Linked DNA regions of Homo sapiens: all the other regions are linked to region 2. The links are chromatin loops, found by intact Hi-C in ENCODE. Cell type or tissue: A673. All regions are shown on one strand. Region 1 has its middle 26 kb from the start of ITPRID1. Region 2 overlaps LOC107986781 (a long non-coding RNA gene). Region 3 has its middle 32 kb from the start of NEUROD6. Region 4 overlaps ITPRID1 (ITPR interacting domain containing 1). Region 5 has its middle 71 kb from the start of ITPRID1. Region 6 has its middle 2.6 kb from the start of NEUROD6. Region 7 has its middle 50 kb from the start of PPP1R17.

Region 1 (4,000 bases), 290 kb after region 2:
CGCTTTGTCCCCTATTTGCTATTATGATGGAAAATAGCACTTTATAACAACCTAATGAGATAGGGACAACTGCCACTCTTTTGCAGAGAAGAAAACTGAGAGTCCAGGGTTTAGTGTCTTGCCCTAAGCCATAGGGATGGTAAGTTACAGTGTGGGAGCATCTAAGCCTTTTGACTGTGAGTCCATGGTTCTGCAGCTGCCTCCCTGGGAGCAATGTGATCCTTTAAAAACTATTACTCAGCAGATCCTCGGGAGAGGATAATGAATGATCATCATGATGCACTTCCCAGAAAGCCACAAACTCAGGCTGCTTTGGGTGGAATCCTGGAAATTAGTGGAAGAAATGCTCTGGTCAAGACAGCCAGGTCCTAGGGCCAGTTCTGCCACCTTGCATATGTGTAACCTTGGGCAAATCTCTGCACCCTGCTAGGCATCAGTTTTCATTTCCACAAAATGGAAGTAATAATCCCTGCCCTTTCTATTTTATAATACTGTTGAAAGAATCAAATGCATAATATGGGTGAAAAATGGTCATTAATCAAGAGTGCCATTTGGGTCTCTAAAGATTGACTCACAGTATCTATTATGTATTTATTTTTATTCTAAATTAATTTTTCCTAAGAGATATTATAAATATGTTTGAACTGCACTTCATAAACTTTTTTATCAGCCAGACTAAATTTTTTATAGTCTACTCTAGCAGAAATAACTCATTGTCATTGTCATCACTTTGATAAACAAAGCTTTGAGGGCTTAAAACATCACCGAGGATAGAACTGATATTTGCCAAGGGATCCTTTGGTCCATGAATCTCACCAATTGGCTCCCTGTGCAGTTACATGAATGAGGAAAGGACAAGGCTCTTGGATCTGCGATGTCTGAACTGCCTCCTGCCAAGTGGCAGGGACAATTTTAGTGCTGCTGAGAATCTGACTGCTGTTTCCGCCCACTCCCGCCTTCCTCCTTCCTCCTGTCCTTGAGCACGCAGATGCTGCCTGCCTTCTGCTCTCTCCTTCACCATTTTCTTGCATTTCCATGTCTCCTTGTACCCGTTTTCCTTACTTCAGATTCTCATTACTGTGTTTTCCTTCTTATCCCTCCCCACCCCCTATACACATAGTTATATATTGCTTGGTTTCTCCAACAGACCTATGCTGTGTTTCCTTACCACAATGAGCATGCCCGGGCACAGCCTGGGGGTAGCAGGGGTGATTCATTCTCATTCTTCTCTTGAACCCTCATGATACCAATGATAAGGGTCCTTTCCAATATGGCCAACATCTTTACTTCCCTTGTCATCTTTCCCCTGGATTACTGTATCCTTTTATTTGGGCACCTGCCTCTAGTTCTGCCCACTCCAGTCTACTCATTCACCCTACTGCTCTCAGAATGAACTTTCTAAATATAAATCTGACCTACCACTTCTGGAATGCAGTAGCTAGAACCTACAAACTCCAGATAAAATCCATATTCCTCAGCTTCACATTCAAGGTCACCTGTCACTTACCCATTACTTACTGCTCCAGATGTACTCATTCCCAGTTACACAGGTCCTGCACACTGAAAGTAGATCTTCGGGGGCACTGCTAGTGAATGAATGAATGAATAGCGCTTGCTCAGCATGGGAGGTTGTATGATGCAATGGAACCTGTATAGATTTGGGGTTAGACCTGTGTTAAGGCCCCTGAAACTTATCCACTGATATTGAGCAATTAACCTCTTTTAGCCTAATTTTCTCTGTGTATAATAGAAAATCTTATGCTCTTCCCACAGCTGGGACTAGGGAATGGTGACTGAGGGATTTACCTTGGACACAAAAATTAAGGAAGCACCAAAAATTCAGTAATCAAGAAAATATCTTAATACAATATTTTTTGGAAAAATCAAAATTGGTGAAAAAAATCCATGATGAACAAAATTTTAAAATTGTAAATAAAGACAGTATCTGACCCGACTCTGCTCTTACCCGACTCACCTCACTTGCTGCCCTTCTCATTGACATTACATTACTGGTCATTAGTGACCAGTGGCACTCTATAAACTGTAGTTGGCCTGGAATATACAGAAGGTCAAAGTGTTTCTATATTTTAATAGTAATTGGCCAGAATGATTTTATGTGTGTTCCACCCATTTGCAAATTTGGGCTTTAATTTTGTATGTCTTCTGTTATTTCCTTTTTTTAAGCAATTTCTTTTTAGTATCGCAGTTTACAAGAGTTTTGGTGAGCAATGGATTAGAAATAATTTTACAAAAATGTTCCTTCATCACAGATGGCTTAGGAAGCACTGCTCTGAAATTCAACGCAACCCCGAAGCTCTGTGGTTTTCTAGGATTGATTCATTTGTTTCTAACTGAGATGTACCGAACCGTGAAAGGATGTGGGCTGGACATACTAACTCCAAGGAGCCCGGGTATCATTGTAGTCCATGTCAATGGCGCCCCCTGGTGTTCGGGGGCGCAGCAGCCCTGTGCGAGTCCTGCAGCAGGCCCTCCTGGCCCATCCACTCGGTATACCCCACTTAACTTTTTTGCGGGGGCGGTTTCATTTTTGCTTTTTCTTTCTCACTTGCTGCTGCATTCATCTGGACAATGAATTCATCTGTCTATCTATTAATTCAACAAATACTTATCGAGCCTCTACTATGGGTAGGGCACATTCTCAGATGCTGGGAGTAGCGATCCATGAAATCTGACAGGGTACCTACCCTTAAGGAGCTTACAGTCTAGTGGAAAGGGCAAAATGAACAATTAAGCAAACAAATAAATGTATCAAACTTGTGAAGTGTTAGGAAAACTAAACTAAGTGTTCTGATAAACAAGAAGAGAATAAGGTTTACTTAAATCGGGTGTTCAGGAAAGCCCTTCCTGAGGACACCATCCCTAAAGGATGACAAGGTCTTAACAATTCAAATAACAAGTGAGAAACCCTGATAGGCAGAAGAAATGAAATGCATTAAAGTCCTAGGAGGGAAAGAGCCTGCTGTGTGTGGTCCAGGACCTGAATGGAGAGCAGTGTCATTAGGCAGAGGGGAACATGCCATGCAAGATTGACGAGGTAGCATGCCACATCATGCAGCATCTGTAAGCCACGGTGAGACGTATGCTCCCTACTTCAAAACATGTGCACCATATTTGAATTGTATATGATTTGGGATATTGAGTGTGATTAGCACAATCCCACTCTGCCAGAGATGCCTCCTTTAGCTGCCATGGTGGACACTTGGTTTTTTTGTTGTTGTTGTTGTTTGAGATGGAATCTCACTCTGTGGCCCAGGCTGGAGTGCAGTGGTGCGATCTCAGCTCACTGCAACCTCTGCCTCCCGTGTTCAAGTGATTATCCTGCCTCAGCGTCCCAAGTAGCTGGGACTACAGGCATGTGCCACCATGCCCAGCTAATTTATGTATTTTTAGTAGAGATGGGGTTTTACCATGTTGGCAAGGCTGGTCTTGAACTCCTGACCTCGGGTGATCTGCCTGCCTTGGCCTCCCAAAGTGCTGGGATTACAGGTGTGAGACACTGCATCTGGCCTGGACACTTGTTTTTATGTCTGCTGTGCACTTCCACCACCATCCTTTGTGACTGCTTCTCTCACATTGTCGCTTTTTTGTGTGCTGACTGATCTCTGTCCCTGGGGAACCCAGGCTGGGCAGTCATGGCTTGGACTTAGTGATGGGTCAACAGAAGAAACTGGGACCCAAGTTGAACGCATCAGATTACTTCCCTGAGGTTTACTCTAACCGGAACCAACAGGAAAGATGATGCCTCTTTCGTAATTGGACCCCAAACTCCCTGCGGCCAGATTCCCTGCCTCAAGGAGAAAATGTGTACACACTGGGAGAGAATGAAATAAACAACAGGCTGGCTGATAGAAAGGTTGGATGGATGGAAAGCTGGAATGGTGGTGAGTTTCCCGTCCCAGGCTCTGGCCCTGGGATGCTGCCCTGCTTCCTTCATTCCGTGCATTACGCCAGAAACCTTCTGATAAGTCCATATTACTTA
Region 2 (4,000 bases):
GAAATACACTCTCATCTCCCTCTCTTTCACATATATATATATATATATATATATATATATATATATATATATATCTCCTCTTGCTTCTTCTCTTTGGAGATCAACTTTATAAACATCTTTTTCTCCATCACCCTGAACCTGCCTAGGGAGGTTTTAATAACAAACAACAGTAAGAACCACGCTAAATAACTAGGTACCTTTTTGATTGCTTAGCCTGTGCCAGGCACTGTACTAAGACTTTAGCGTGCATTATCTCGTATCATTTCACAAGAACTTTATGACAAAGGTATTTTACTATTCTCCTTCCAGAGATGAGAACACTGAAGCCAATAATTTAAGAACTTCACTCAAAGAACTTGTAAGTGATGCCCCGAATCACTGGGATTGATCTTTAGAGTTGGGTCCTTACCTATCACAGTGATCCAGCCCTATGGAAAACACCACTCCCTTTCCTCCATGAGAAACCTTGACTTTTCCTTGTGAACTGGGGTGCTGAGTTACTAGGTGTTAGCAGAGCTTTTCCATTAATGGGTGAAGGTGTTGAGAGTGTAAATTCAGTTTTGAAAAATGCCTTGAGAGCTGCAGCTTAAAAGAGATTGCAGTATAGTAGTCAAGAGAGGAGGCGGCTGGGCGCGGTGGCTCACTCCTGTAATCCCAGCGCTTTGGGAGGCCGAGGCGGGCAGATCACGAGGTCAGGAGATTGAGACCATCCTGGCTAACATGGTGAAACCCCGTCTCTACTAAAAATGCACAAAAAATTAGCCGGGCTTGGTGGCGGGCACCTGTAATCCCAGCTACTCGGGAGGCTGAGGGAGGAGAATGGCGTGAACCCAGGAGGCGGAGCTTGCAGTGAGCCGAGATCGCGCCACTGCACTCCAGCCTGGGCGACAGAGCGAGACTCCATCTCAAAAAAAAAAAAAAAAAAAAAAAAAAAAAAAAAAAAAAGAAAAAAGAGGAGGCTATGAGTGTGACCGTTTGGAGTAGAATCCTCACTGCAGCCTGCCAACTGTGTGACCTTGGACAAGTCACTTTGCCTCTCTGTGCCTTAGTTGCCTCATAATAAAATATGCATAATAAATGAAAGCGCTTAGAACTAATGCCTAGCACATACTAATCACTCAGTAAATGTTACCTGCTACTGCTGCTATATTCTTGCCATCACCATTCAAAGTATTTAAACAATTACGAGAAAGAAATAGCTTTAAAATAACATTTTCTATCTCATGCTGCAAAAGGCGCCCCCCCCAACTTCCTTTAACCATTTACTTCATTTCATTTCTTTTCCTCATAAGAAAAATGAAAAGTACAGAGGTTTCTCCCCACCTCCTCCCCCACCACACACATTTTAATTAAGGTGTCTTTTGAGAAAGAATACTTTAATCCAAAGTGATCACTTTGATACTCGAAGAGACACATTTGGAGGCTACTTGGCGAGGGGGAATTAAAGACAGAGAAGCTGAATAAATAGCAAGCAAAATGTTAATGTTTTGGCTTTGTGGTGTCTGCATCTGAGAGCACTCCACGCAGATTTTCTTGGCCGGCTCCAGCTGGAAGCCTTCGGTGTCTCCTTTTGTGTGCGCGGGAGCCTGGCTGCGGATTGCCGCGCTGCCCCTAGAGGTCAGTCTGATCCAGGGATTGTCTCGAATCCGCGCAGCTCTGGACCCGAAAGGAGAGGCTCAGGGAGAGGATAATGCGGTTGCCAAGTGCCAGGCTTGGCCTGGGTGAGAACCCGGGGCTGCGCGAGCACGGTGGCCTCGGTGCGTCCCCCGGCTGTCCCCGCCGCGCTGGGCGGCCCTGCCGCAAGTTCTCTCTACTTTCTCAACACGGGTTTGCCAAAGTCAGAAAAGGTTGGGATTTTTCTTCAACGTGATATGACTGGGGTTAGCTTGACTTTGTAATGGTAAAAAGAAAAGATGAATGTAAATGGCTTAGTGATATTTTCTATTAAACTATGATTTTTGCTTGTGCTGCATTCAACTGACTGCAACCAGGAGCCAGACGGCCTGAGACCTGTGAGGCCCTTTCCATCAAGAAACCAGATTTCATTTCACAAGAAACTGAGGCCCAGGGAAGAAAAACAACCAAAACACTGTTGAAGTCACTTGAAAACAAGTCTCAACTCAGGGTTATTTCCACTATACATAATCTCATTATTTAAAATATGATGAAGGATTATTGGTTTTAAAGGCCTTGAATTGACATAAGAAACAGTTAGGTATTTAGTTGGCAAACTGGCATAGCTGGTTGAATTCAGAGGCAGGTTGTGTTCAGATGGGGGAGGAGGGAAACCAAGAGTTACCCCTATTTGTGAGGTCCTAGGCAGATTACTTTACCTCTCTGTGCCTCAGTTTACTCATCTGTAAGATGGGATAAATCGCAAGGCTTTATTTCAGGAAAAAAAGCTAGAGAATAATTCAGTGAGCACTCTGTGAATGTTGGTGGCCGTTGTTTATTATTATGAGTAGAAACATTGCAAGGGAAGTCTTGAACACAGAGGGAGGGGTGGGAATGCACTTTCTCATCTTGAGGGGCTCAACATTACTCCTTCAGTTTTTTCCCTGCATGACTTTCAAAGTCATCTTCTTTAAATATCTTTCATGACCAACCCCCTCCATCCCCTCACCCCCCATACAAAAATTCAATGTCCTATTAAAGCAGAAGGAATGTCACTTGGGAACTAGGTAGTGGAATTGGGATTGAGGTGATAAGGACTAGCATGGCAAGTGTTGGAGGGGAAAAGTCTGCCCCAAGAGACATTTCCAGGGAAGAATTCTCAGGGTTTAGCAACGTCCTCAAGTTTAAATTCTAAAGGAACAGGACCTTCCCTGGGACTTTGGCTATGTTCTTTCTTGCCCTGTGGTCAGTTAGGTGTGTATTGTTCATACTCAGATTGTCCAATCTCAGCTTCCTAGAGAACAGAGATTCCATCCTACAGCTGGCTTCTTGTGCAGGGGTGCTTATGAAATGCTTCCCTTTGGTGCAGATTGCTGGACAAGGTGCTCACTGCAGTCTCCTCCTTACAAACCATCTTAGGTACCATTATTTTTGTCCAGACACCCTGTATAAGATAAACAGGGAGAAAGCTGATTCAATTGCTGACCACTGTCTTTGGGCTTTTCTGTCTTCTCTCCATTGATTTTGCTGTGTTTGTAGTATTTGAAGATCTTGCTACACATTTTCGTCTCATTGATATGTATTTTACCCTTTGGAGAGGGGCTGATGTCCAATCTTCCTTTAACCTGGCAGGTCTTGAGATATTTGAAGACAGCTACCAAGACTCCTCTAATTCTTCCTTTTTTTTGGTTGTCTTTAACCATTCCTCATGGGGCATGATTTTTAGAGTCATCATTATCTTGGTTACCACTGGTTTCTAGATCTTCTCCCCTTTGTAGATATCTCTCGTCACCTCCTAGATATTGTTACTCAGAAGTAAATCCAATGCTGTGGCTAGGATCAAATTTTCTCACAGCTCTAGTTTATCTTCTGCTTTCTTTGGAAGACTACACTGTCATTAATACCTTCCAGTACTATATTAGTGCCTCTGATGGCAGTATTTTGCTCTTGAATCATGGAGCTTATAGCCAAACAATCTCCAAAGTCTTTCTTACATCAGTGGCCACTGGGTCATATTACTCCCCATCTTGTCCTTGATTAGCTGGTTGTCTGAATCCAAAACCTGGGTCTTATACTTAATTCAACAATAGCAACTTGTACATTTTGTAGACTATTAGTCTTTTTGGCCAGACTATGAATTCCTTGAGTCCAGACATTCTGCCTCTCAACTCTCTATTTCTAGTGCCTACCACAGTGCCTGGCATTTTATAGGTGGTTTACAAACATGGAATAAAAGCATGGCCTATTGAAAGTCTCTGAATCCTAATTTTCTTATTCATAAATACTCACAATATTATCCATAATATATAAATGTTACATGTAAGTGTGTTAAAGTGTTCTTCTCTCCTCATCCCAAATTAGTAATGTTTTGATTAAGACAGAGCCA
Region 3 (4,000 bases), 180 kb after region 2:
CCCTTGGCCCCAGCCCCAATGCTTGTCAGTCTGGGGTATTCATGGGGTTCTGCTGGTGGTTTGCCTTCTTCACAGGAAAATATATTTTTTCCTGCCGAAAATTTCAGCCTGGGCATTCAATTCCTCAGTCTGGTGGTCGGCACTATGTCTGTAAAATATTCTATAACATTTCTCGGCTTTAGTGAACAGATTATCACCCATTTTTATTTTCGTAGGAATCGGCATAGTTGGGACACTTAACTGAAATGATTGGACCACACTGTGAAGGACATAAAGAGCTATGAAAAATCCCAGCTTTGTTGCTCTACAGAACACAGAAATATCTGAATGAACAAATTCAGTAAGCCACCCTGATATGTTGTCTCTGCAACATGATCCATTCACCTATATATAGATATTTAGGTTTCTCATTTTCTTCTTGATGTTTGATATCATAAAAATATAGACAACATCCATGGATCCTGATGATCAAAAATGTTTTTCTCCAGGTCTTAAGATCGTTTAGTCAGAGGTGCATTTCAATGCAGTTGGTTCATTTCTGAGCCCTGGGACTCTCTTGTGTGTGTTTGTAGAAGGCATGGAATAACAGTTTGTTTTGCTCTCACCTTCACCTCTCTTCTTAAGGCGCAAGCTGAGCTTTATAGTTCAGAAGTTAAACACATTAGAATATTTATTTAAAGGCAATTGCACTTCCTGCTGTCTGGGTAGCTGGGCTCACCAGGCCACTAGACCCCCAAATGTGTATTTGCCTTCTGGTGGCCCAGCCTGCAGGGCCATTGTCTCCCTGTTGTTAGCAAATGGTTTCCTCCACAAGCCTTTTAACTCCACAAGTTTGCAACCATTAATTCTTAAGGGTTTTGACAAATCTCCCCAGTTAAATATTAAACAATAAATATGGCCCGGATGGTAACAGTGCATTGTGAAGTCTGTTTGAAGTGTCCTTTAAAATATTAAATTCAAATAAATGATTGAATCAGAACAAAGGCTATATCTTAAGACAAATTCAGCCAAGTCTCTTTAACCTTTGAGCTTTCAACATAGATTAGAAAGCCAGGGCAACGCATGCTTTCATAGCAAATTGAAATGGGATTTTTGAAACAGTTCCTGCAAATACAGGTAACCCATACCTAGGTTTGATCTGCCTTTGCCATTTTGGGGGAGAGATTTTGCTGCTCATTGTTTGATAAAAATGTGATTTTTTAAAAAGCCCTTATGTTCAAAGAAGCAAATCCTTGAAAACGCTAGCTTTGGGTGCTATGTTTATTCCTTGTCAATGTCTTCCATATGAAATCTGTTCTGCTTATAATATCTACCACAGTTGGAGCCTTGAAAAAAATCTGTTTCATATCTGCCCTTTGTACTTAGCTTATTTTGTTTTATGCTTCCCCCAAGTTATACGTCTGTAAGCTGTCTTTCTTCTAAGCAGGCGGTCCTAGAGGAGGAGGAATTGGGGGATTGCCCTGCATTTAGGGGAGCCTGGACTTCTAACACATGAATTATACCTTAGGTAGGAAGCAGGTAAAGGAGAAGAAGGTGGATTCACCAGCTGGGAAAAAAGATGAGTAAAGCCAAATTCTGCCTCCTTCTCACTCCTACACCCTGTGCGGCTGGTCCAGCACCCGTTGGCTCTTCTCTTGGGTTTGTGCTCTGCCACAGCGTCCCCATCTGTTCCATCTGTTTCCTCGACACTGCACAACCTCCGGTAGCTCTTGATCCAGCCTGCCCAGAACAATGACTCCACATACCCAAGCTTCTTAGAAGAGAGTGTGACACAGTTGGCTACAGGGCATGCACGATAAAGAGACCCTGTTATAATAAACACGGGTTGCTCATTAGGAGCATATGGTTGACATCGTGGGGGCTGAAAGGTGTGAGCATGTCGAAGACAAAGACACCCATCAAACATCTCTTGAATGAATGCTTGTGGGCTGCAAAGGTTTCTGAAAGGAGCAGAGTTTCTGCAAATGCACTGCACTCTGGGAGGCCTGTGGGTTTCTGTGCCCACCCTGGTGGGAGGATGCCCCAACACAAGGCAGTTTGGTCCTCAGCTAATGCCCTATTGTCTGAACGCTGTTTTGATGTAGACCTGTTCCCTGCCCCTTGCTGATGCTCCATCAGGTAGACAGGGATCTCCCTCACTTCAGGAATTGACAAAGCAATTGTCTGATGCCGGAGAGGCTAGACATTGTCCAAACCAGCAAAGGGAGCTTTGACATCCAGAGAGAGAGCCTCCCTGAAAACCTAGGAATAAGATGCTCTTCTTTCCTCTACAAGAAAGAGAAATATCATCTGATGGGACAGCCCCCATGGTTTCAGCACCACCCGGGAGGGAGCCTAATTAGGAGCCTGTTGCTGACTTGCAAGGCTAGACTTCTCCCAGAATCGGGGTCAGGCTGGTCAAAGGCACTATCTGCAGTTCCTGCATGTCCATTCTGTTCATGCCACTAGGGGTCCTCATTGGTTTGTTCAGGACAGAGCAAAAGGCAGCTTTTGAGATAGAAACCACCAGAAAGAGGCCTTCAATTTGACTTCTTTGTGGGTCTCAGGCTGTGTGGTCTTGGACAAGTTACTCAGAACCCCTGGGCCTCAGTGTCCTCATTTCTACAATGGGAAGAAGAAGGGGCTGAGAACTTACTTTCATGGAGGACCTACTAGGTGCCAGACATAGCTTTTGTTTTAATAGAGGTTCCTCCAGAAACAAAGCCCGAGACAAGGACGTGATACAGTGGTTTCTTTGGAAATTGTGGATCCCAGTTGAGGGTGACACAGAATAAGGAGAAGCTGACCTTCGGGTATGTCACGGAGGGGCTGCTGAGCACGGCAGAGGCTCGAGCCCAGGGAGACCTCCTCAGCAGGGTAGAGTGCCTCCGGGAGGCTGGGCCATTTGTCTGCCAGCTCCTGTCCCATATGGAGTAAGGGCTGCCTCTGAGGATGATGCATTTTACCACAGAGTGGAGAAGTCCCCAGAACAGAAAGTGGAGACACATGGTACACACTTAAGGTGGGTGAATCTGAAACCAGACAAGCTGTCACTGAAAACAGATGTGAGTCGAAGGGCTGTGATGCAAGCACCGGGGCCACCATGCTCAATGATACATGTATAGATATACATAGCCTGCCAATGCATTGGACACAGACGAGGCAAGGCTACTGTCTTCCTCCCAGAGTTGAGAGGAGCATATGAAGGAAAGTGCTGATGGTGACTGATACAGGGTAGATTTTGACTAATAGAACTCAGCATCTTGCTGGGGCAGGGAGAGTGTAGCTACTCAGACATTTCCACTGCCACAGAACCCCTCCCTCCACCGGGGCCACTGTGTGTGAGGAGAAGGAGCAATGTGAGGAAGAAAGGGGCCCTTACCAAGGAATCATTTGGGAGTGATTCAGCAAACCTTCTGTCTGCTAAGAATGAAGGTCGTTTTAGAATTTCTCTGTGCTTACCTGTGTAGGTGCAGGATCCTAGATATTTTTGAGATGATTAATTAAATCCAACAGGGAGATAACTTTCAGCAGCACATCAAACAGCCACAGAATGTGTGGCTAGCATTACATTTATGTGTGTGTAAAATCTTTTTAATATAATTATTACTGCATTCCCAAAAGACATACTTTTCCCAACTAGAAGAAAGACAGAAAGAAAGGAAGGAGGGAATCAAGGAAAGAAGGAAGAAAGGGAAAGAAGAAAAAGAGAGAGAAAAAAGAAGGAAGGAAGGAAGGAAGGAAGGAAGGAAGAAATCTGTATTAAATGGAGAGGAACTTGTGAACATAGATCAAAGCACAACTGGCCTCACATCCCCTCCAGTGGAAAATGTCGTGAGCCTAACAGGAGAGCAAAGTTTTGAGGTGGTGGCCAGGGTGCAGACATAGCCTCATTATAATGAAGAATTACCAATGTAATTATTAGCACCTGACTTTACCTAGAAGCACACATCTGCATTTCTACTTAGGATCATTCATACCTCAAATTATCTGAGATGAATTGCATCAAATTCCTAGTGAG
Region 4 (4,000 bases), 440 kb after region 2:
CTGGGTGACAGAGCGAGACTCCTTCTCAAAAAATAAATAAATAAAAATAAAAATTATCCATGACAGGATGGAACCATGGTCCCAAACAAGCTAGATCAAATTTCACAAGGATATAAACTAAACCATTCACTTAGGTTTCTAAACATTTATTTATTGATTTCAAAATAGAGACTGATATCAGTGTAACCCAACACTGGGAACACAACTTCTGACTAAACTAACACAACCTTAGGCTGTGTGTATGGAAGTGAAATCTAGCAGCAGGAAAAGAGCAGTCCTCCTCGTTTCCATGTTGGTCAGACCGTCATCCCTACTACTGAAGCCCAGCTGGGTGACAGGTTTTACAGCAAGCATTAAGTAAGAGCCTATTCAAAAGTACAAGACACAAACAGCCTGAAAAGCCTGCCCTGTGAGAGCTGATTTAAAGGGTCTGGGGAGATTTTTATTTTTATTTATTTATTTATTCATTCATTTATTTATTTATTTGAGACAGAGTCTCACTCTGTCGCCAGGCTGGAGTGCTGTGGCGCGATCTTGGCTCACTGCAACCTCCGACTCCCTGGTTCAAGTGATTCTCCTGCCTCAGCCTCCCGAGTAACTGGGATTACAGGTGGGCACCATCATGCCCAGCTAATTTTTGTATTTTTAGTAAAGACAGGGTTTCACCATGTTGGCCAGGCTGGTCTCTATCTCCTGACCTCGTGATCTGCCTGCCTCAGCCTCCCAAAGTGCTGGGATTACAGGCGTGAGCTACCGCGACCGGCCAGGTCTGGGGAGATTTACGCTGAGGAGAAAGGCCTGGAGAGTCCAAGCGAGCTGTCTTTGGGAAAGGAGTTCGACACATTCTGCACTACTCCAAGGAGCAGAGCTATGACCGACAAATGTAAAATGCTAAGGTAGAGGTGGCCAATACAAAGACGAATTTCCTAAAACGTATGATGCTCTCTGACCAGATAGGAGTCATTGCTTGTCACCAAAAGTGAGTAAGCACTAGCTAAATGACCATCTATAAGGAGTGTTCTGGAAGGGAGGTGGCACCATCCTGTCTTCCAACCTGGGGAACATAGAGAGGTTTTGTTTGTTCTACAAAACATTGAAAATTAATTTTGTAAAATGCCTTAGAAGGAACAACTGCTCTCTGGTCTGAACAATTCACACTACCGCCCATTGTCCTGAAGTCTAGCTGTTTCACATATTTATGCCACCTGCCCAGCTCTTAAAGGCATTGGCATTTGCCTAATCTCTAATGTCCATTCCAACTCTAGGCTAACTTGCTTGGTGACTCAGCTTCACCACAGAGCTGTCACAGAATTTTGTACCATTGGAGGACAGAAGAGATAGGAACTTGACCATAAAATAGTTAAAGTAGAATTGATTGATGAAGACAGTTAACTTCAAACAGTCTGAGGTTGAAACATTTCTCTTGCTCTACACAACTTTATCACACTTGACACCCCATCACCTCTGCTTTTTCTCCCTCTTCCCATGTAACTTTCAATTTTATAGCTTCTGTGAACTCAGACTATTTTAAACAGGAACTTTCCACCTAGAATTCAGAAGCTTTTATTACCAGACCAGCCCAGCCCAGAAAAGCAGGTTGACTTTTCTTACTAATTTTAGCCATTCCAAAGGTCCTTTGGCAGGGACCAGGTTCTTCCACTCTGTGGTTGGTGTAATGCTGCCATCTGGTGATTATTCCCACAAAGTGCCTGAGGCGTCTGTCTCCTCCTAGGCAGAAATGTTTCCCAACTTACAAGTCAGTAGAGTAGTCCTGCCCCAAGCAGGGTCCCCCTAATTGGGAGGGTAAAATTCATCTCCATGAAGACACTTGTGTGCTGAAAATGGTAATTTCTAATTAATATTAGTATTAACCATGATTATTATTAATGATACGAAGATTGAGTTATAACAGATAATATTAATAATGATGTCCTGCAGCAAAAATTTACATATAACATTATGTAGCCTATATATTATTAGAAATATATTACTGGATATTATCCTTATTGCAACCCCACAAGTAACATAGTATTACCATATTCATTACTTTCCCTATGAGGGGACAGACTCAGAGAGAGTAAGAGGCAAGCTCCAGATCACACAGCCTCTAAGTAGGAGAGTCAGAATCAGACTCCAGTAGAGCAGGCTTCAAATTTTCTAGATGGTTCAGCATGGAGCCTAACTAGATTTCAATAGCATCCAGTGTACAGAAGTGGACCCCCTTAAGCTATGGGATAGGCAGGATGGGGGAACCAGCAGTCTAAGGAGGCATGAAAAAAATTGTGCAGGGCTTGGTGGTGGTGAAGGATTCCATTTACACAACTGGTTTGGAACAGGATTCAGCTGGCAATAGAATGCTTAGGTGATAAGATCTAGCTGGAGGAAAAGGACTGGTAGGTGCCAGGTGGGAAGTCAAGGCCCCACTGGAGCAGAGTAAGGAAGAACTGTGGCTCCTTCGGCATATTGAGTGCCTAGGGAAAATGCCACTGAGGGCAATGAGACGTCTCAAGTTCCCCTAGTCTTGGCTTAGCTAGCTGAAGGAACTGGGTGGGGTGGGATTGGCCAGGCGTGCTGGTACCACTGCCATTACTCTTGCCAGATGCCATATTGCCTTCCCTAAAGGCAATGTATTACATATTAGGTGTGATATGTTATATTACATATTAGGTGTGAGGGTGTGGGAGTGATAAATGATGTACATTTGTATTTGTCTGTTTGTTTAATAATCCATCATGGCCATTCTGAGCTAGGTGATTTCTCATCCTTTGTCTCATTTAATTTCTATGACTCTAAGGGAATATTTAGAATTTGGAAATCCTACATCTAGATGTGCATAGTCTGGTTGTTGAGAAGGTACTCTATAAAGAGAAAGGATTTTTAGCCTCTTGAAGAAACTAAACCATCAGTAACCTGGCCCACATTTTGCTTGGTGAATCTCTCAAAACGATTGACATGCAGGCATTTCACTTCTAAAACAAACACAAGATAAATAAGCCTCTACACCTGAGAGAACTATGCCCAATTCCACCATTTGATCTCATCATTCAAGTGAGGTTCCCAATGTCTGATTTTTTATTGCTTGAGTTTCAAACATTGGTTTGTTTTTTGTGCTTTACACAAGTACAGTTAATGAAAGGCAACAGTTATATCACAAGTATACCTCTTTTGGAGGAAATTACTCTTTCTACCTTTTAGGGACCCTTTGTAGTTGTTTATTTTCATTTGGACCAGTGTATTAGGCCGTTCTCATGCTGCTATGAAGAAATACCCAAGACTGGGTAATTTATGAAGAAAAGAGGTTTAAATGAGAACACATGGACACAGGGAGGGGAACACCACACATTGGGGCTTGTAAGGGGAGGGCGGGGGTCAGAGGAGAGGAACAGGAAAAATAGCTAATGCATGCCAGGCTTAATACCTAGGTGATTGGCCGATAGGTGCAGCAAACCACCATGGCACAAGTTTACCTATGTAATAAACCTGCACATCCTGCACACATACCCTGGAACTTAAAATAATTTTTTTTAAAAAAAGAAAAGAGGTTTAATTGACCCACAGTTCTGTGTGGCTGGGGAGGCCTCAGGAAACTTACAATCACGGCAGAAGGCACTTTTTCACAGGGCAGCAGGAGAGAGAATGAGAGCTAGCAGGGGAAATGCCAGATGCTTATAAAACCATCAGATCTCATGAGAACTCACTCACTGTCACAAGAATAGCATGGGGGTGGCAAACCGCCCCCATAATTCAATTACCTCCCACCAGGTCCCTCCCATGACATGTGGGGATTATGGGAACTACAATTCAAGATGAAATTTGGGTGGGGACACAGCTATGCCATATCAACCAGACTGGTATAAACTAGCCAGCACATGGACAAATGGGCTCTAACATATCACTCTGTGCTAGTGTTCTAACGTATAATTTCATCCATTCATTGTAAGAGGGTTAATAGCAAACATTGCATATGAAGCTTATATTCAAGAATAGTAACTGCTTCGAG
Region 5 (4,000 bases), 250 kb after region 2:
GCAGCATCAGTACCACCTGAGAGCATGGTAGAAATGCAAAATCTTAGGCTCCACCCCAGACCCACAGACTCAGAACCTGCATTATTACAACATCTCCACTACAGTCTGAGAAGCACTGTATAGGGGAGAGTTTTCTCCCTTCAGGCAAGCACACACACACCCCCTCAGGGACACCAGAGCTCATTAACCCTTGAGAAGGAGATAGCCAATACTTGAAGTTGTTAAGTATATAACCCTGTTGAAGATTGTAATGATGGCTAAGCTTTAGTAGATTTTCTAGGGAGAAATGGGGAGTCCCAGTTTAACAAAATTGGAGACAGAACTGGACTCTATATGAAGCGGGATTTAAAGGGAGAGGCCTGTGGGATGCAGAAAAGAAAAGTTTTGTAATGACAGCTATCCCAGCGGAACACCCTCTGAAAGCCTGCCGGGAGAATATTTGAGAACTGTCTCCCTTAAAGACCCAGTGGGACACTTTACTTTGATACAAGGCACACGAGGGACAGATCAGGACAATGCCTAATTTCCCCCACCCACGTCTACTTGGAGACAATTTTTGAACTTTCACATAAAAAAAAAATCTGGAAAAAGTGTCTTTCAAACTTTCAGATATGTTTGACTTCCAGGTCACAGTAGGAGATATGCTATGCATTAGATAAGACTGAAAAGTTGCATAAAACGGTAGTCACCCTTCCTAGGTGATGCACCCTGATATTTTCTTCTATTATATTTCATTTTTTAAAAACTCCCAATGTGACCCACTAAGTTGATTTTATGATCTCCCAGTGGGTCACGGCCCATAAATGAAAATACACTAGTACAGCTGTCTTCATTTAGAGGAAAGAGAGTAGTGGTATTAGGAACAATTTGAAAAGAAGCATTCCTTCCTGTCTAAGTTCCAGTGAGATCAGGACTATCCTCAGTGTAGACACCCAAGTGGCCTGTGTACAAGAGCCCACAGATAATGCAGTGATTCCACTCTGCTGGCTCCCGGAGGAATGTCTAGAGACACGTTGTATGGAGGAGAAGAAATAAGGAGGAGCAGAAGCATCAGCATTTGCCACTTCCATGTGGATGACATCAGTAATTTGGTCCAAGGGCAAACTTTCGTGTTTGCACAATAATCATCACAAAGAAGTTTTTTTTATCGTAGGACAAAAAGTTAAAGTGAAAATATTTAGTACATTTTCTCTCAAATGGGCTTTGTATGAATAAGGTTTTGAGAGGATCCAAGAACAGACCAGATTGATCACCTTAGCAAGAACGATGGGCAGAGAGGGAAAGAAACAGAGAGGAGGCCAGAAGGACCAACATGAGAGAGCAGAGAGGAGACGGAGGGACAGGGGAAGTTTGAGAATGAAAGGAGACTGGAAACCCTGCTATGCAGTTAAGATGGTTTTTATTTAAAGTGTGGTATAATCCCTTCCTTGACATCCTACCCATCTCTAAGAAAACCTTCAGAAAAGGGCTATATTCCCCTTTAAAGCTTTTGTAGATATGTGTGTGTGTGTTGGGGGTGGGATGATGTGAGGATGGGTATTTTGTGTATGATAAAATAAGCCTTACAGTCATAGTCAAAAGGCCAATTTAATTCCGATTGCATAAGTAAAGTAAAATCATAGTTGTAACTAGTAAATTGACTCTGCTGATTGAGCAATTGAGAGGAACACCCAATAATAAAGAATGAGTGAGTTACAAGTGGGTTTCAAAGACGTTATCTGTAGATTTGATTTACGCTCCTAAGTATTTGCACACAAGACTGCAGATGTTTCCCTATAAACATTTTCTTAGCAAGGTCAAAGAGGGCCCGGTGAACAATGTAGTCTTTGTACACTTAAAATTTTAATATGGCTTTTTAAGTTTCTGAAGGCCATATCAACTTTGGTGTCTGAGATCTCTTAATGGACTACAGGGTCTAATCTCACAAAGGTCAAAAGCTTAAAGAGAAAATTGTGATTATTTTTATTTCCACAAAATGGAAAGAAACCCATAGAATACTCATAGAACAAGAGATCCTCCTCCTTCTTAAAGTCAAGTTCTCAGATGCTCTCAATTGATTAAAAAGCTTTAGAATAAGAAACGAGGCTAAAACAACATTTAAATGAGACTTTTGGGGGACAATCTAGTGTCACACACGAAGTTGAATGAACCTGTATTTCCCTAAAAGGAATGCTGGGCATACTCAGAGTGCTAAGATTATTGAGAACCGTCGCATTATTGAAGTTTAAGTTATCAGGAGAAAGCTATTTATTGGGCTTTCCTTGAACCCTAGAGCTTGATGAGATCTCTAATCCCTCTCAGCAGATAAAAGCCGTGAAGGATGAAGTAATGTGTGATATCCACTAGGGGGCAGTAAAAGCTGCAAGTGTTCCCAAGGCAGGCTCTTTAGAATAAGGTTTTAGGAGTCATGATGAGGAAGTAAGAAAAGATCCCTAAGATCCCCAAAGACAACAGATGAGCTCTCACCATGCTCCTGGTGTCACAGTGCTCTGAATGGATGTGAGAGGTAATGGGTTTGTAGCCTTCTCTGAGAATGCCTAGATAAGAACACACAGGCTCATTTCCTTCTTTTGACCTGTTGCAGAAATAAGCCAAACAGAATGTGCATACAAGCTCAGAAAATTAGTACCTGAAGTAATTTGTGCTAGCAGCTAAGGATGACAGACAATAGGCCAATCAGAACTTAGGTAGAATAGAAAATTGCAACCAACCCTCTGAGCATTATCTTTCTTCTATCTACTGATAATCATTGGGAATTATATTTCTCTTACCTTAAATATCATAATCTTCCTGATCTTCAAATGAATTGTTTTTGCAGCAGCACCAAGCTCTGTGTATAGAGATAAAGGCTAAATCTCTGACACTTTGGTCTTCTGCCTCTAAACCATCCTACTGCTTTCAAGAGTTCAGCTCTCTTCTCTGTCCCATTTCCAGTCTCAGTTTCATCATCGTAAAATGCAGGACTTGACTTTATGTTTTCTTTGATTTTCAAGTCTCCATCCCTGTCATCTTCCAGTGCTGTTCTGGGGTCACCTCCCATCAGTCCCCACAGGCAGTTCTTCCCAACTCTGCATTCAGTGACTTCAGGTTGGCAGCATAAAATCAGCCATGGTGGAAGCATTTACGCCGCAGAATTGGCAAATGATATAAACCAGGGTGCTTTCCTTCCTGGAGAGCCAGTTGTTAAACATTTATCAGCATACCAGTAAACCTCTCTCCATTCAAGTTCTAACTTTCAGCCTGATAGACATAACTATTTGAATGTATCATGACCATCTCAAACTGTACTGGCAAAAGGTAAAACCTGAGTCTCACATTTGTTTCCTTTTCCTTCTCTACCCTCTGTCTCTTTTGAGAAAGAAATGACACATTTTTCTTTTTATTTTTTTGAGATGAAGTCTTGCTCTGATGTCCAGGCTGGAGTGCAATGGTGCGATCTCGGCACACTGCAACCTCTGCCTCCTGGGTTTGAGCGATTCTCATACCTCACCCTCCCGAGTAGCTGGGATTACAGGCACGCGCCACCACACTGGGCTAATTTTTGTATTATTAGTAGAGACGAGTTTCACCATGTTGCCCAGGCTGGTCTTAAACTCCTGACCTCAGATGATCCACCCGCCTTGGCTTCCCAAAGTGCTGGGGTTACAGGTGTGAGTCACCGTGCCTGGCCAGAAATGGTGCATTTTTCAGTCAGCTAAGCATATAATCTTGGTATCAGCTTTGGTTTACATTTCTCTACCTACTGAGGCTATGCACAGTCGTAAAGATTGTTCCTTTGAAGTCTCTCTTAAAGTCACCCTTTTTTTCTCATTTCCCTTGCCAACATTTATCATGTCACACCTGAATTTATTTAAGAAACTTCTAGGTTTTTTTTTTTTTTTTTACTTCTGTCCCCTCCAATCCTATAAGTGGCAACAAAACTTTTCTTCAATCATGTCTTCACCCCAATAAAAAAACTCTCATGGCTCTGCCTCTCTGATAATATTTCATGTCTAACACC
Region 6 (4,000 bases), 150 kb after region 2:
TATTAACATGTAAGACTTCTGTGCTTCTTAGGCATTTGGAATAAAAGAACAGCTTCTCCATCTGGGGTCTGTGAAAGACATCCTCAAATACTCCCCTTCCTACACTTGCTGGTATCTTTCACCAACTTTTGCAGAGACACTGCAAGTCCGTTGTTAAGGATTTCAAACTACATACTTTGTCCTCTGCAGAAAGTCACTAACTTCACTCTTTTATTGTCCCTTATCTCTTCCCAGCGTTAACTTGCTTGTTCCCTCTCATTTCATTTCAGACACAATAAACATAAAAATTATCACTTAGGTGTTTGTCTTCCTCTCCCTGACATTCTGCTGAGTATTTTAATCAAAGATTAGCTTTCCTGTTTTTGTTTTTTTTTCTTTTTTTTTGACTTTCAGATTTTTTTCTTTCTCTTAAAAATCTTGTCCTCACATTTTTCTCTAGACCAACATCAATTTAAATATCTTCTTGTTCTTGTATCAGTGTCCAGTTGTTTTTCCCTGTCAGGTGTATTTCAGATTTATCTTTTTTCCCCGCTCCACACTTTTGGTTTCTTCTTAACAAAAGCAGGGTGGAAACAGTTAAGCAAAGCTGGCAAAGCCTTATAGATAATACGAACTGTGGAGGCAGAGACAAACTCCACCTTCCTCCTGTTTTCTCTTCTCCCGTGCCCCCACCCCTATAAAGGACATTTGATTTCAGGATTGCCTGCCAGTAAAGTAAAAAGTGCACTTAAAAAAAATAAGTAAAAGTTTTAAAATAAACAAATAAACGCAACCTTTGTTGTTTGGCAACTGAGTAATCTCTTTCTATAAAGTGAGAGAGTATGCTTTTGGTATTAAAGTAATCCCTGCAGAGCTGTAACTGTTGAATCTGTGTTAGCATTCCCCTTATAAATCCCAGTTTTGCAAGGTTTAGAATTCTGCTGCTTTAATGCACTTTGGATCCAAATTGGCACCAAGGGCCTCACACTAAATTCAATTTTGCTTCTGTCATACCCCACTCATTTCCACCTTCTTCAAAAAGTTGCTTGACTTTTCCTGGACAGTTCTAGAAATGTTGGGGAAGCTGGCAAAAAGGAGAATCAAATATGTAAAAGCAGATAATTTTTCTCTCTTAATGGCCCAGTAAAAAATGCAAATTTAAAATAAGAGTCAGGCTATAAACTCCTAAGTTAAAATAGGTAGGTTGGCCTAGCTTCTGTTTTTTAAAAAGCCAGATATACCATAGCCATTGTAAAATTTGTTGTTTAAGAATATATTACTTGGTAATGGGTGCATTGAGTATATTTCAGATGGCTTTTAATTCAAGAAGTACACACAGTTTTTATATTAGCATAGAGAATTTCTATAGGAAGGCCAGTTGCAGAATTTTGTTGGTCTCCCATATGATTTAATTTTTAAATGTAAAGGAGCGTAAGTATCAGAGTCATGAGCCACAAAGCAGCCAGTGCTGTCTTGAATTTTGTATATTGCACCATATTCTAAACTTGCAAAGTCTCCAAAAGCTGCATTGTATTAAAGGCATCACAAACATGAAAATCAAAATCCAAGGAATAGATGACATGATATGCCAGTAGAAAATTACCATGGATGTACTTCATTGAAAGGGTAGATTTTATATTTTATCTTGGCATTTGCAGAAAAATGAGAAGCAATTTATCGATAAAAACATTTGAGGCTGTGCTATTCCTGCCTTTGAACACGAAAGAAAAACCTTTGGTGCTGACGGGGTGGAGGAACAGAATTAGTGTTCAGGTTTTCTGACTATTAATCTATTGTTTGGATGCTTTAGTCTTTTGTTTTTTTTCAAAAAAAAGGTGGGGGTAATAAAAAGTTGTTATGTCAAGATTTAGCAAGAATTAAGTGTGTTTGTACAATAATCTTTCAAAAGAAATTTTGTTATGCATTTTCTACTATAGTTCCAGATATGCAAATGCCTGTGCTGTTAATATGCATTCATAACATACACCATAAGGGCTGTTCTACTCTCTGCTAAGAAAGCATGTTAACACCAATACTCCAAACAGAAATACATTCTGACTTATAGATGAATATGCAGAGTATGAGAAGTGTATTATCACCATTTCTATAATGTAGTTTCTCATTTTACAACAACTACTGCATACCAAAGTTCATATCTCTAACTCATTTTGGTATTAATTTAATTGATATGATTTTTGCTTCTGGGGCCATGCAATTTTATATTTTTTAAAACGTGTCCAATGTCTGTCTGTCTGCCTATCTCTTGCTTTCACTGGGTAAATGCTCATATTTCACTCATAAAAATGAGCCACGGAAAATTTAGATATAATTTTGACTCTGTTGTAAGACAATAAAAACCAAAAGTCCCAATTAAGGCTCGAGTGTTGTTGTTTTTTATGTCATCCTGTTGGTGCCTGTGTCTTAGCAAGTGGGAATTCTATTGACTCCCTTTTTCACAGTCCTCTCATCATTTGAGATCAGTTTGAAACATGACAGGCATTTTTCTCAATTCTCCAAGGGTATAAGGCAACAGAATGTGGACTGGGACAGGATCAAGCAGCACAAGCCCAGGACCAGAGTTTTTTCCCCAGATGTGGGGTACTAACACACACTGAGATCAATTTTGAATTTTTCTCTCTTTTCCTTCCTTCCTTCCTTCCTTCCTTCCTTCCTTCCTTCCTTCCTTCCTTCCTTCCTTCCTTCCTTCCTTCCTGTCTTTCTGTCTTTCTGTCTTTCTTCTTCTTCTTGCCTTAGACAGATCTTCAGGGTGCTCATGAAGCTTGTGAGCAAGCTCCTCAGTGTTAGTTCCTAGAGTTTTAACTTTGTGATCCCCATTGGCTTGAAATAGTTTTATGGCTGTGGCAGTGTCCCACTTTGGAAAACAGTCCTTGGAATTTACGTAAAAGTGTTTTAATTATCAGGCAAAATATAAAACAACCTCATTCCCTCAAGTCCTTAGAGGGCTTAAAAATATAATTTAAACATAGATGGTACAAAGATGTTGCTTATATATACACATGAGGATTATGTAGACTAAACAGATAATCTGTAATAATTTGAGGGCAACTTTTGGATTACTTATTAGATTTACTTCAAGGTGAAGACTACACTGAATTATCTTATTATTATGTAATAATTATATTTGTTGTTTATGTGGCTCATAGACTGCAATATTCAGTCTTCTATTATGCTTTGCTCAAACAGCACTCTTTCCGGAAATATTCTTTATTATTTTTCCCCCATGGAACATTTTACTGACCAAACCAGATTTAATTTTTATTTCTCATTTGTTATTAAATAAGGGCATCTAACACTACCAGTTAAAACTTCTACCAGTATGAGAAAACTAGTATTACTGGACTGAGTTCTTATAATTCCAGCCACAAGTAGCGAGATGATGTTTTAACTTTTGTGATCTCACTGTAAGGAAATGTACAGTTTTCTTTAGGCTTTAAAAATATTAAGAATAATGTGTTAACCCTAATTACTACTTTTTATAATACTGAATTAGAAATTATTGTTCTATTCCAATACATGTAATGTAGTGATTATTTTTAAACATAGAAGACAGAAATACAATTTGTTTCTTTTTCCTATTACATTCATTCATTTTGTAAGATTGAAGTAAGACCATTTTATAAGACCTTTATGCAAGAGATGTTTTTGCAAAAGTTTTATGCAAAGTGCATTTTTGAAAATCAAGTTTTATGTTAGGTGATGGTATGATGAAGTGCAGGCTCTCTTAACACAGACGATTCCTGGATGGATTTGAAGAGGTCCTTGAGCCTCCCAAGATGCTGTGCAAATTGGCACGTATGTACATACATGCACTTTTCTAAGGAAAGGCTTTCTTTGTCAGATTCTAAAAGGGTAAGAATGACAAAGAGTATTTTGACATTTTACTAACCTTGTTTCAAATCTTGATCCTGCTGTTTAATAGCTGTATGTCATTCATTCGTTCATTCATTCATTAGTTCATCAAAATCTTATTGAAGATCTATTTTGGAGTAATTTTTGACTC
Region 7 (4,000 bases), 540 kb after region 2:
TGTTAGAACATAAAGACTTTAGTTGTTTGGACCTAATAACTTAAAAAGTAGACTAGGAATATCTTTTGGCCTAGAGTTGCCGAGACTATTTTAAAAGTTTAGGGACCTCTGCAAATTGAAGCCTTGCTACTCTAAGTATGGTCCCCCAATCAGCATCTTTTGATGTCACCTGGGAGCTCATTACAAATGCAGAGCCTCCCGCCCCACCCAAATCAGAATTTCATTTTTACAAGATCCATAGGTGATTTGTAAGCACTTGATTAATATTTGAAAAGGATTGCATAGGCAGGGTGCAGTGGCTCACGCCTGAAATCCCAGCACTTTGGGAGGCTGAGATGGGCGGATCACTTGAGGTTGGGAGTTTGAGACCAGCCTGACCAACATGGAGAAACCCTGTCTGTACTAAAGATACAAAATTAGCCAGGCATGGTGGTGCATGCCTGTAATCCCAGCTACTTGGGAGGCTGAGGCAGGAGAATCGCTTGAACCCAGGAGGCGGAGGTTGCAGTGAGCTGAGATCATGCCATTGCACTCCAGCCTGGGCAACAAGAGTGAAACTCTGTCTCAAAAAAAAAAAAAAAAAAAAAAAAAAAAGCACTGCCTTTAAGTGTCATGAGGGCAGTATAAGCAAACGTCCCAGGCCTGCTATTGCCTCATCAAACCATACAGAAGGCATCTATCCGCTGGGGTCAGACTTCAGATCCTGCCCTGGACACTTAGTAGCTGTGGATGTTAGGTGACATTGTGAACTTTGAATTTCAGTTTCCTCATCTGTCAAGTGAGAATAACAGCTGCTTCTGTCACCTTGGGGTAGTCATAAATGTTAAATGAAATAATGCTTACAAAATAGAATGTCTGCTCCTGAGTAGAAGGTGAAAAAACAACCGTTTCTTTTTCCTTTTGGGTCTGTGGCTCTAGGGCATGTTGTTTGTCTTCTTCTGTGCCTTTGATAGATTATAATTGCAGAAGTGGCGAAATTGTATATACGGTCATCCCTCCGTATCTGTGGGAGATCGGTTTCAGGACCTCCTCCTCATACCCAAATCCAAGGATGCTCAAGTCTCTTATATAAAGCGGCATAGTATTTGCATATAACCTATGCACATCCTCCCATATATGTTACATCATCTCTAGAATACTTATAATACCTAATACAATGCCTACACATTCACGTGGATTCAACAGTGCATTGCTGTGTGCAAATTTTTTTGTGGATTTTTTTTCCCCAAATATTCTCAATCCATAGTTGAGTGAACACAAGGCTGTAGTACCCACAAATACAAAGGGCTGATTGATTGTAGAGTCAGTGGGGAGATGAACGCCCATGAGAACAGCCAAGCACATGCAAAGACGCACTCTCGTTCCAGGTCTTGTACCAGCAGGTACTCCCTGGAAATGTGGGCAGGCTTGCCTTAGGGATTTCTTTGTCCCTACAATGAGGCCTGTAGACAGAGAAAAACTGGCTGTGGGCTTGATTTTTAAGTTTTCCAAGGGCAGCCCGAATAATCCTGCCTAATAGACAAGGACACATTCTTCCCTAAGACTGTGAGTTCCCCAAACTGGAGACCCAGGTTCACTCCTACTGGATCCACCCCACACCTAAGGCAGTGCCTGGAGACTGGAAGGGCTCAATATGTGTTTGCTGACTTGAGTGGAACGTACCAAGCCAGCCTCCATTCTTCTCTATCCTGGGAAACCTTGGTCCAACCGTGTGGCTTTTTTCCCTACACACCACCGCCACCTGCAGGAAAAATTGTCACATTGCAGTTGCTTGCTAATGCTAGAGCCTTTAACACTTGGGAAACACTGATTTGGAATCTGCGTGTTCAATGTGTTGTGATCCTTCATGCAAGGTTGAGGTTTATTTCTGCCTGGCAAAATGTTTTTTTCTCACAGATAAAAATGTTATAGAGTTAATGCTATGGGTGCACAAAAAAGGAGACATGATATTCCAAATTATGAGAATCCCTTGTGTGGGGGGAGGCTCAGTGTAAAATTAGGTGGGGAGGCCGAATCAAGTTTCCTTCAGGCATCTGCAAAGTAGCCACTTAACGCAGTTGATGTTCTAATTACAAACTAGTTGTTCATTATAACAACTCTTCTAATTCTTTTTTTCCCCCTTTAAAAAAAACAAAACAAAACAGAGTCTCACTCTGTCACCCAGGCTGGAGTGCAGTGGTGTGATCATGGCTCACTGCAGCCTTGACTCCTGGGCTCAGGTGATTCTCCTGCCTCAGTGTCCCAAATAGCTGGGACTACAGGCATGCACCACCACACCAGGCTAATTTTATTTTATTACTTTTTTATTTTTATTTTTATTTTTTTTTGTAGAGACGGTATCTCACTTTGTTGAGCAAGCTGACCTTGAACTCCTGGCCTCAAACAATCCTCTCACCTCAGCCTCCCAAAGTGCTTGCATTACAGGTGTGAGCCACCATACCCCACCAACTCTTCTAATTCTAACCATAGCTATAGAAAAAAATATATAGATAAATGAATACCACCACCATTAACCTAGTTTGGTCTCTTTGCTTCATATACAATAAAACTGTTTCTTTTGAAACCCAGAATCAAAAATGTAGCTTTTCAGTAGTTCAGACTGACATGCCAACATAAGTCTGAATTCACTCTCAAATATAAAACATTGCCTCTACTCCAAGATATTGTAGTGTAGAAAAGTAAGTCCAGGCTGGGTGCAGTGGCTCATGCCTGTAATGCCAGCACTTGGGGAGGCTGAAGTGGGCGGATCACCTGAGGTCAGGAGTTCGAGACCAGCCTGGCAAACATGGTGAAATCCTGTCTCTACTAAAAATACAAAAATTAGCTAGGTGTGGTGGTGGGTGCCTGTAATCCCAGCTACTCGGGAGGCCAAGGCAGGAGAATTGCTTGACTTAGGAGGCGGAGGTTGCAGTGAGCCAAGATCGCACCATTGCACTCCAGCCTGGGTGAGAGAGCGACACTCCATCTCAAAAAAAAAAAAAAAAAAGTCCATTTCTTCTGCAATAACCATTCAAAAACACTCTAGTTTTGATCATCATAAATAAGGAGAGGTAAGAACCAGAGATTTAAGCCCTGTTTGCCTCAAAGGACTGTTATATAGGTTAAATAACAGCATAGAAAACCTGAAAAACCCTAGTAGATGCCCATAGGGATTTGTCTCCTTCCCCTTTGGGCTGGAGTTCCTTTACCTATCCCTGCCCACCTTTCCGCTGCTGTCACCCAGTCCTCTCCTGTGCCCCAGTGCTGGCATCAGCTTTAGACGATGCTCAGTGTACACCTCCCTCCAGCCACGCAGCCTAGCAGGCCAGTGCGAGACCCAGGAAGAGTCGAGGGTGAGGTGAGAAGGGCTAAAGAGAGGATACATGAGCCCAATCTCAATGGAATCAGGGTGTATCAGTCTGTTCTCACGCTGCTAATAAAGATATACCTGAGACTGGGTAATTACAAAGGAAAGAGGTTTAATGGACTCACAGTTCCGCATGGGTGGGGAGGCCTCACAATCATGGCGGTAGGTGAATGAGGAGCAAGTCACATCTTCACGGTGGCAGGCAAGAGCGCTTGCGCAGGGGAACTACCATTTATAAAACCATTAGATCTCCCGAGACTTATTCACTACCATAAGAACAGTATAAGGGAAACTGCCCCCAGGATTCAGTTATCGCCACCTGGCCCTGCTCTTGACAGGTGGGGATTATTGCAATTCAAGGTGAGATTTGGGTGAAGACACTGCCAAGCCATATCACAGGTGCTGCTTGAAAAGCAACCCAGCTAGGAGAGGCATTTCTGCAAGGCCATCCCAGGGGGCATAATTCCCATAGCACCAAGCCGCCATGGGCCAGGAGGGCAGCAAGCCCAGGGGCTTCTTGGAGATGGTGGCCAGCTGGTGAGGAAAAAATAAGACTTGGGACTCAGGAAGACCTGGGTTGGAACAGAAGCATCCCCAGGTGCCACCTGTGTCACCTGAAGCGGGGCACAGAGCACTCTCAGCCTGCATGTTCTC

What was found. Peaks named below come from ENCODE experiments on the same cell type or tissue, not always from the same donor. Only the 100,000 strongest peaks of a DNase experiment are listed, where the experiment ranks them.
Region 1: it touches region 2 in a loop (11-fold over the local background); 11 of 110 quality-filtered maps call a loop at or near these places.
Region 3: it touches region 2 in a loop (7-fold over the local background); 7 of 110 quality-filtered maps call a loop at or near these places.
Region 4: a loop joins it to region 2, with 9 times the contacts of the local background. A loop is called at or near these places in 30 of 110 quality-filtered maps.
Region 5: it touches region 2 in a loop (7-fold over the local background); 8 of 110 quality-filtered maps call a loop at or near these places.
Region 6: a loop joins it to region 2, with 7 times the contacts of the local background. A loop is called at or near these places in 2 of 110 quality-filtered maps.
Region 7: it touches region 2 in a loop (13-fold over the local background); 11 of 110 quality-filtered maps call a loop at or near these places.

The regions. Positions count from the first base shown.
Region 1 is chr7:31,486,351-31,490,350 of GRCh38, forward strand. No RefSeq gene overlaps it. Among named protein-coding and RNA genes, the nearest start is that of ITPRID1, 26 kb to the right of the region's middle. In A673, CTCF peaks have their summits at 2,450 (motif pointing left) and 2,657; a DNase peak (open chromatin) is centred at 2,411.
Region 2 is chr7:31,191,487-31,195,486 of GRCh38, forward strand. All of the region lies in intron 2 of LOC107986781 (a long non-coding RNA gene), which reads left to right. Among named protein-coding and RNA genes, the nearest start is that of ADCYAP1R1, 140 kb to the left of the region's middle. In A673, a CTCF peak has its summit at 1,612 (motif pointing right); a DNase peak (open chromatin) is centred at 1,635; H3K27ac peaks cover 398 bases.
Region 3 is chr7:31,371,088-31,375,087 of GRCh38, forward strand. No RefSeq gene overlaps it. Among named protein-coding and RNA genes, the nearest start is that of NEUROD6, 32 kb to the left of the region's middle. RefSeq lists an enhancer at 484-1,103. In A673, CTCF peaks have their summits at 2,437 and 2,638; a DNase peak (open chromatin) is centred at 2,474; H3K27ac peaks cover 317 bases.
Region 4 is chr7:31,632,420-31,636,419 of GRCh38, forward strand. The region is part of intron 10 of ITPRID1 (ITPR interacting domain containing 1); the gene reads left to right. It also overlaps a transcript of PDE1C not described here. Among named protein-coding and RNA genes, the nearest start is that of PPP1R17, 53 kb to the right of the region's middle. In A673, a CTCF peak has its summit at 1,686 (motif pointing left); a DNase peak (open chromatin) is centred at 1,682; H3K27ac peaks cover 1,017 bases.
Region 5 is chr7:31,441,213-31,445,212 of GRCh38, forward strand. No RefSeq gene overlaps it. Among named protein-coding and RNA genes, the nearest start is that of ITPRID1, 71 kb to the right of the region's middle. In A673, a CTCF peak has its summit at 2,338 (motif pointing right); DNase peaks (open chromatin) are centred at 1,589 and 2,359; H3K27ac peaks cover 1,487 bases.
Region 6 is chr7:31,341,303-31,345,302 of GRCh38, forward strand. No RefSeq gene overlaps it. Among named protein-coding and RNA genes, the nearest start is that of NEUROD6, 2.6 kb to the left of the region's middle. In A673, no CTCF peak of the experiment used is centred here; DNase peaks (open chromatin) are centred at 2,499 and 2,789; H3K4me3 peaks cover 470 bases; H3K27ac peaks cover 4,000 bases.
Region 7 is chr7:31,734,833-31,738,832 of GRCh38, forward strand. It overlaps a transcript of PDE1C not described here. Among named protein-coding and RNA genes, the nearest start is that of PPP1R17, 50 kb to the left of the region's middle. In A673, a CTCF peak has its summit at 1,761 (motif pointing left); a DNase peak (open chromatin) is centred at 1,719.